Linked DNA regions of Homo sapiens: region 2 is linked to region 1. The links are chromatin loops, found by intact Hi-C in ENCODE. Cell type or tissue: PC-3. All regions are shown on one strand. Links, peaks and the distances in the headings refer to the core of each region. The heading gives the core; the rest is flanking DNA.

Region 1 (4,400 bases), core at 196-4,195:
TGGGGCTTCTCAATAAGACCTAGTTGTTTAATGCTAAGGGCACCCCCTCTAAAATTTTGTATAGCATTTCTGGGAATTGGGTTTGCTTCAGCTATAAAAATGAATGTCAGAAGCACATATCTTTGAGATGATTGGATTGTGTTTAGACTAATAACTTCAACCTTCAAGATAGGTGACTGACTAGATCCCTGTTTATTTATCTGATCATCTGAAGGCTTTGAAGAAGATTGTCATCCTCATAAGAAGCACCATGTCTTTATTCCCTCACCTGGACTGTCCATCCCCTTCTCTCCCTGATAAAAACCATAGTGTCTTTCAAGACCCAGCTTGGATGTCACCTGGGTGATGCCGTCCCTGACTCCCACTGAGCGACCCATTTAGGCCTCATTCCTGCATCAGTCTTTATGTACTTCAGTTACAAAATCATCACATCTTAGTGTGATTGTTTCTCACTCCCTGACTAAATTGTGAGGTCTTTAGAGATGAGGACTATATCTGTCTACCTTTTTATATCCAGTTCCCAGTATGCTGCTTGACATGTCATAGGTAGTTAGTAAATTCTTTCTCTGTGAACACACAAATGGAAGGATGGCCCATTCTTTTAGGAGTTCATATGAGCTTGCTAACTCTGAGTCAGAATGACCCGTGAACTGAAACATTCAGACGACACCACCACTAAAAACCATGGGGATTCAATTCTTTTGGAGTTTTACTGCTGAATGTACATTTTGCTTAATTTTTCTTTCTGGGGAACTTGCCAAAATTTAGGTAAGGGCGCCAGGTGTGGTGGCTCATGCTTGTAGTCCCAGCACCTTGGGAAGCCAAGGCAGGCATATCGCTTGAGTCCAGAAGTTCGACACCAGCCTGGGCAGCATGGCAAAACCCCATCTCTACAAAAATACAAAAAATCAGCCGGACTTGGTGGCGTGTGCCTGTAGTGCCTGCAGCTACTCGGTAGGCTGGGGTGGGAGGACCCCTTGAGCTTGGGAGGTGGAGGTTGCAGTGAGCCAAGATCACCCCACTGCACTCCAGCCTGTGTGACAGAGTGAGACCCTGTCTCAAAAAAAAAAAAAAAAAAATTTTTTTAGATAAGGGACTGAGAGATGTTAAAGAACTAAATAGCATAAATTTCACATGGCATGTTAGGACTGTAGGGTAATGGTAGTTTAACAGTCATTGGGGGAGTAAATTTTTATGCAACTAGAATACGCAAAAAGTATACCTTGAGTCGGAATCTCTTGAAGGTGAAATTGTTATCCTAAATGTCTGTACTTTGCTTTTTGGAATGTAGGAAGCAGTATATTCATTCAAATCTGTTTTGCTTTCATTAGCTTGCTTGCTAAAAATTAATGCTTTTCTATACAGATTGAAACAAAAGAAATTTATGCTCAAAGGCAACTTTTACTAAAAGATATGGATTTGCTAAGAGGAAGAGAAGCAGAGCTGAAGCAAAGAGTTGAAGCTTTTGAATTGTAAGTAATGCATGTTCATTTTGGATATTCAGAATGATGAGATTAAAAAGAATTACTAAATATATATCTAAATATTCTAATGTTCATTGCCAAGTAGAGTTCTTATTTGTAAAGGGGATATCACCTAGAAGGTACAAATTAAGAGGAACAAACACTAGGGTTTTGTTTTTGAAATATTAAACATTAAGATGAAAAGACGAATGAGATGCTATCATCAGGCTACAGTAAGACCAGACAGATTATTTGGAGAAGCTGTTAATACTGGAACAGATCGTATGTTTTGCAGTTACATTCAGTCCCTCAGATCTGATAGTTCCGTGTGTGTATGTATAGTAACTGAATTCCATATATCCAGGCCTGCAGCTTTTACCAGCTGTGTGCTCAGAAAAGGAAGTATGGTGGTCCAACTTGACTTGTACTTGGTGAAACCATTTCTTTGTTACTCACTGTTTCTAAGTGCTCACAAATGTTTCATCCTTGAGATCTTACCTGGGATTGATGGCAAGTTCACCTGTCTATAGTTTGTGCAATAAGCCTTCTCTTCCTTTGGGAATCTGCTATTGACACCCATAGATACTCCAGGAATCTTAGTTCATTAAAGAATTTGGCTCCATTAATGTTTTTTTCTCACTTCTATAGGCTTGATTTGTTTGATTTCAACTCTCTGTCTACCTTACTCTCTTTTTGGCAATAATGAAAAGGTAAATTGATCAAGAGAGAGGAAATAGGCACAAAATTGGGGCAGAGAGAGTTCATCATTCCTTTACCTCCATTTTCTCTACTCTTGTTCCCTCCTTCTCAGCATATAAACTAAATAAATGTAGTTTACCTCTCCATGGCTTTCCAGATTACCAGCAGAGGGAGCTAATACCTAGAGCCTTTACCTGTTCTTAGACTAGTCAGCATTTTGTAGCACTTCTCAGGATGGCTGGATCTCACCACCCATGAACCTACCTCCCTGGCTAAGGAGTTGGTGCTATGGTTGATTTAAAGTCTCACTATGAAGACCATTCTATTCTTCAGTATTTGGAAGCCCTGATTGATCCATCTATCTTTTGCCCTCTCTTTTGGTACTTTTTTCAATATTCAATCAATAGGGTTTTTTGTTTGTTTTGTTTTGTTTTTAAGACACAGTGTCTCTCTGTATTGCCCAGGCTGGTCTCAAACACTTGGGCTCAAGCAATCCTCCTGCCTCAGCCTTCTGAAAAGCTGGGATTATAGGTGCGGGCCACCACACTTGGCTAAAGCTGATTGGTTATTAAATGACAAAAACACATATTGTACCTTGAATATGTATGGACTAATTAATTAAATCCCACAGTTAGAAACAGCATTATAGAAGATTTAAGCACATAAGTACACTTATTTGTTACTTTGTAACTAATAATATCATTATTTCATCCCAGGATTGATTTTGGCTATTTATCACCTATAACCATTGTTTGAGTGTTTATTTTCAGTGAGAAACCACTTCCCTCTTGAGACTCTCCCACTCCCCTCAGCCCAAAGCACAGTCAATTCTGCTAGTTTCAATATGCTGTAACTAGGTCAGTTCATAAAATACACTGAGGACTTCTGGCTCTTTCCTTCTACTTCCCAGTAGTGATATCATGTAGCAGTTTTAGTCTGTGGAACTAGACACATGTGATTTTTTCCTAAATTTGTTAGCTCAGCTATGGTAGTTTATTTACTTTTTATATTTTTGTTAATTTCAGGAACCAGAAGCTCCAGGAAGAAAAACATAAAAGCATAACTGAGGCACTTAGGAGACAGGAGCAGAATATAAAGAGTTTTGAGGAGACCTATGACCGAAAGCTCAAGAATGAACTTCTAAAGTAATTGTTTAGCATTTTTAAATAACTAATATGTTTAAATTAAATTGGTAGAAACATAACAAAAACTGACAAAGTAGTCTGTAACTTAGGCAAACTTTAGTGTTTGAAAAAAAAAAAACATAGTTTTATCGATACAGTCAATCCTTTCCTGCATTTGAGTTAGGATAGTTTTTAAAAGATAAGGGCCGGGTGTGGTGGCTCATGCCTATAATCCCAGCACTCTGGGAGGCTGAGGTGGGCGGATCACCTGAGGTCAGGAGTGCAAGACCAGCCTAGCCAACATGGTGAAACCCCATCTCTACTAAAAATACAAAAATTAGCTGGGTGTGGTGGTGGGCACTTGTAATCCCAGCTACTGGGGAGGCTGAGGCAGGAGAATCACTTGAACCCGGGAGGCAGACGTTGCAGTGAACTGAAGTTGTGCTACTGCACTCTACTAGCCTGCGTGACAGTGACAATCCATCTCAAAAATTAACAACAATAAAAAAATACAGAGAAGCACATCCTCTGCGCTTCTTATGGCTTCTCTAACGTTTATTGTGGGCTGTGATTTGCTTTAATTTTCAGGACACCTTGTGACTTGCTTAGCTTGCATAGTTGATAAGCTGTAAAATTGGAATTATAACCACTTTTAGTTATCTTTTCCTCTACCTCACTCATACAGTCAGAAGGATGGGGTTATCTGACAATATATAAATTATACTAGTGGTCATAGTATTTGTCAGTGAACATGTGCCTTGTATTCCTTCAAGATTCAGCAAAGCCAGAATCAAAAGAGCTAAAATTAACTATGTGAGGCAAAAAGTGATATAGGGAAAGGAAAATATGGACAACTATGGTAACTTTGGCTTTTCTGTAGTCTGAGTTTTGTGTATCAGTGAATAATATCTCAGTGCTACGACATTATGCCCATGTGGTAACATTTCTCTTCAGTGTGTGGGAAAGCATCTGGCACATAAAAAGTGCTCAGTTAATATTTGTTGTAAATGTGTCACGAGGAAATGATTCAACTCAGGTGCTCTGGGCATTTCTTATTTGGCCTCTTTTATTGCCTTTCTCATAATTTGTCATCGATATTCCATTACATAATATT
Region 2 (4,400 bases), core at 110-4,109, 190 kb after region 1:
TTTGTGTAACACCTATAATATGCCAATCATTCCAATGAACATTGGGGTATAACAATGAATAAAACGATTTCTGCTCTTGACAAATTTGGTATTTGAACAGAAAGAAGCATATGAAAAACACTAACAAGCCAGCCATCATGTTAAAATTATTAAATGGATGATGATGGCTCAAAATATAGCAGATGCTCTCTTACCAATGTTTACCTAAAGGACCCCACCCATTTACCCCATATCCTCCATTCTTTTTCTAAACCATACTGATCATTGTCCAGAACTTGGGTTGTAGGCTCTTTTGCAATATATGTATGTACTGCTTCTCCCCCAAGTAGTGTACTTAAGAAGAGTCAGTGGTGTTTGTTCCCAAACCTGTTTATGCCAGTTGTACTTGTTACTAGAATTATGAAACTTAATTCGATATTACATAAACTAATAAAATAGGAGTGCCAAACGAGAGAGTTTTTTCCTTTCTTTGAAAACCAGGTTGATTACTTTGGAGAGTCTTAACAAAAATGAGTCACTTGAGAAAATAGTTGCAAAAGTAAGTACGGGCAAATTTAAAGGTTTAAGGGGAGTGGGGTAGGTGATATAAAGGGATTCTGCCCAGAGATTGGTTCCCAATGCCTTTAGGTTTTCATTCTACTTTAATGTAAGAATCTGAAGCTGAAAATCAGAAGCCAATGAATTTTGGCTGTGATTTAATGTAAGAAAGACTTCTAGGAACTCCAATCAGGTCCTTGCACTCAAAGCAAAGGCCTTGACTCTACAATAAAATATCAGCAAATTAATGTTTAAAGTTAAACAAAATGTTTAGGCTACATAAGTGGCACGTTTTATGATTGATCCCTTTGGCATTTTCAATAAACCATCCAGCTGCTTGGTCCTGGATGTAGCAGATAAGGGTTTTCTCGGAGAAGCCAGGTGGTTTGGTCAACAGCTTTCGGTAGAGCAAAAATATAATAAAGAATTAATGACTTCCTGTTTGTCACAAACAGTACTCCGTGGTATTCGACTATGAGGTTTACTCAAAATGTCGGTTTGTGTCCCGATATTAAAAGGGAGCTCTCTCCAAGATCCAAGGGTGGGCTCCTTACTAGATCTTTAGACTCAGAGGGAGGGAAGCTAGCATATTCTGGGATCACTTCCTGCCCAGTTATTCAGCAGGATTCCATTCCTTTTTGTCTCCCACTGCATCTGAATTCCTGAGCAAGCTTCCAGAACCAAGCATTGCATGTATGGGTCTTCAGCGTGCTTCTTTCTGAGTGCAGCCTCTGAGGGTGGCTTGAGCCTGGATGTCGGGGAAGAAAGGGATTTAAGGAAAAGAGGTCAGGAGAAGCCAAAGCTGGAAGTGTTAAAGAGGGAGAACATTATAGCTTCCTCCACCAGTTCCCTTGGAGAAGAGCCAATCATACTGGAAGCATGCACATCGAAGATGCCAGCATTTAACCCAACTACAGGTGACACTTCTGATGCTGGCTTCATGCATTCAAGTAGTGTTTAGACCATCAGGGAGCTGTTTTCTCGTGGTTTTCAAGCATAACATTACTCTCTCATTTCTTTTTTTCTAAATTACATATTGGTTGACCTGTAAAGACCCAAAGAAATAATTTCATCAAATTCTTTTATTTTATAGTCAACTAAAATTATGAAGAGAAAATGATTTACCCACGATCACACAGCAAACTAGTGGGCAAGCTGGGGCAGGCACCAGGGCCTCTCTGCTTAACAGCCTTCTTTGCTTCCTGGCTCCAGGAACCAGAAGCATGAGCACCCACTGGGAGCTTGTTACAAATGCAGAAACTCAGGCCCCACCCAGGCCCACTGAATCAGACACTGCTTTTTTAACAAGATCGCTAGATGATCTGTACACATATTAAAAAGAACTGCTCTAGACCAAAATTTTTTATAATGCTATTTAGTGAAATTATTGACATTTAAATACATAATCCTTATAAAAACTTCCTTACCACAAAATGGGTTGAAACAATTATTTCAATATTTTGTTGTATCTGATCATTTCGTATACAGTTTCCATTTAAAATGATAGGCAATTGGCCACTCACAGTGGCTCACGCCTGTAATCCCAGCACTTTGGGAAGCAGAGGAGGGAGGATCACTTGAGGCCAGGAGTTTGAGACCAGTTTGGGCACCATAGAAATACCCTATCTCTACAAAAAAAAAAAAAAAAAAAAAACTGTAAAGCTTAATCGGGCATGGTGACACATGCCTGTAGTCCCAGCTACTTGGGAGGCTGAGGTGGGACGACTGCTTCAGCCCAGGAGTTCCAGGCCACAGTGAGTTATTACATCAGGCCACTGCAGTACAGCATGGACAGAGTGAGACCCTGTCTCCAAAAGATAAATAAATAAAAATAAAACAATTATAGGCAAAGAAACAAAATCCGCATTTCTCTCTGGATACATAAGCCATATTAAAGCAGCTTGGATATTCCACAAATGCCTTATAAGAGGTTATTACATGGAATTCACTTAATTGCTATGCCTTCAGGCCTATGAACAAGGTAACAGAATCAAAATTCTGTTGGGCAATGCAAGTTCCTATCAGATAAAACCAGAGTTAACACTGAAGGGTGTGTGTGTCTGTGTGCTGTGTGTGTGCACTCTCACTCACCTTCACAATATGTGCAGCCAAACATGGAACCCTTCAGCCAGAGAAATAGTTTCAACACACTCATTTAGGTAGCGTACTGCATACACAATACAGCAACATCTCATTGTGCAAAACGACCAAAGTTACTGAACAGTCAAATACACTTCAGACATCAATTGGCTCATTCCATTTACCTGAACCCTCCAGAAGAGGCAAATCCATAGAGACAGAAAGTAGGTTAGTGCTTGCCAGGGGCTGGGGGGAGAAGAGAATGAGGAGTGACTGCGAAATGGGTACAAGATTTCTTTTTGGGGTTGATGACAATGTTCTAACATTAGATAGTAGTGATGGCTGCACAAATCTGAATATACTGAAGACCACTGACTTGTATACTTAAACGTGTGAATTGTATGATATGTGAATTACATCTTAAGGCTATAAAAAAACTGGCTTAACAATGAAAAACCCATGTTTTCTTTCAAGATGTAATGAAAAGTGAAATTACACATATCACCACTACTCATTATTTTATTTTTAGGTTAAAGATTGCAAATACCTTAAAATTTGAGTCTGAAGGGACTTTTATTTCTACAAACCTCATCTATTTTACCAGTAAATTAACTGATCCTGGTTAAGGAACTAATTGTATTAAGAACCAAAGTCCCGACTTAATGGGCCAATGGTCAGAATTTTCCCAACGTTAAATCATTTCAATTAAAACATTCATAAGAGGATGCACGGTAATTAAATACATCTGGAAAAATAAAACCAGTTCATGGCCCTGTGGTGTATTTACTAAGAGTCTACCAAAGGAAATCAGTATGTTTCCTTTTTTACATGAAGGGAACTTTCTTTTTAATGTAAAAACTAAAACCAAAACCAAGGATACTGCCAGAACCAGTGAAGTATGCACAAATTAACATAAATTGGCAATTGAAATGTGGAGCCAACAATTGTCCAAAACACAAAGTACTTCCTTAAGAACAGGTCTCTGGCTCGGGCCTTTGCTTCATGAGAACTGCACCCAACTCCACACCTGTTTAAAAATGAAGCCCACCCTACCCCTAAATCAGTCCAAAGTATTGTGAAAGCTGTTCTGGAGAAGGTCCCCGTGTGATAATTCCACGTACAAATCCAAACGCCTAGCGTTAAATTAAAATAACGATTTCAGAAAAAGTAGTTGATGCTTTCCTCAATACCACACTTGTTCGTAACTGTAACATCTTTGGTGGCAATTATCACCAAAGTGATCACAGGCTGAGTAGCAGTCATCCTCTGAGCCTCATTTTGTGTATGAGCCTCATTTAAAACGGAGGTTGAATGGTTTGACTGCTCACATGGGGGACATTAAGAGAAGTAGGAACCTGAGTTACAGGCCACTCGATTCTGCCCTTTCTAGAAGGATCTTATGCTAGTTCTTGCCTTTTTAGAAAGAAATTTTCCTGTTGGATTTGGTGGGCCTTATCTCCTTTCATATTTTGATCACCTAGTAAATTTTTTAAAAATGTAAACCAGAAAATTATTTGAGCTTCCTTTGAAATGCAAAAAAGTGCCCCCTTTACTCCTCACCAAAATTTTAATCCGTACAAAATTATCGCCCCCCCACACACAATTAATAGCAAAGATAATGTGAAAGAGGGGGATGAATGATTAGGGGAAGCGGAGGAGCGGGCAAGCAATTCCCAAGCCCTCACCATTAACTCGCAATGGTTAAACCCACTGACGTCCTCGTTAGGAATGCTCTTCACAGTCTTTGTGGCTTGTGGCTGGAGTCTGTCACTAGAGAAAGATAA

The links. A loop is a pair of places that touch in the nucleus more often than their neighbours do. Peaks named below come from ENCODE experiments on the same cell type or tissue, not always from the same donor. Only the 100,000 strongest peaks of a DNase experiment are listed, where the experiment ranks them.
Region 2: a loop joins it to region 1, with 3 times the contacts of the local background. A loop is called at or near these places in 5 of 110 quality-filtered maps.

What each region holds. Positions count from the first base shown.
Region 1 is chrX:13,748,062-13,752,461 of GRCh38, forward strand. OFD1 (OFD1 centriole and centriolar satellite protein) reads left to right here. Exons shown (of 23, transcript NM_003611.3): 9 at 1,366-1,472; 10 at 3,188-3,307. Among named protein-coding and RNA genes, the nearest start is that of OFD1, 16 kb to the left of the region's middle. In PC-3, for the core only: CTCF peaks have their summits at 204 and 2,328 (motif pointing right); a DNase peak (open chromatin) is centred at 2,350; H3K27ac peaks cover 2,687 bases.
Region 2 is chrX:13,933,167-13,937,566 of GRCh38, forward strand. It overlaps a transcript of GPM6B not described here. Among named protein-coding and RNA genes, the nearest start is that of GEMIN8, 95 kb to the right of the region's middle. In PC-3, for the core only: no CTCF peak of the experiment used is centred there; no DNase peak of the experiment used is centred there; H3K27ac peaks cover 965 bases.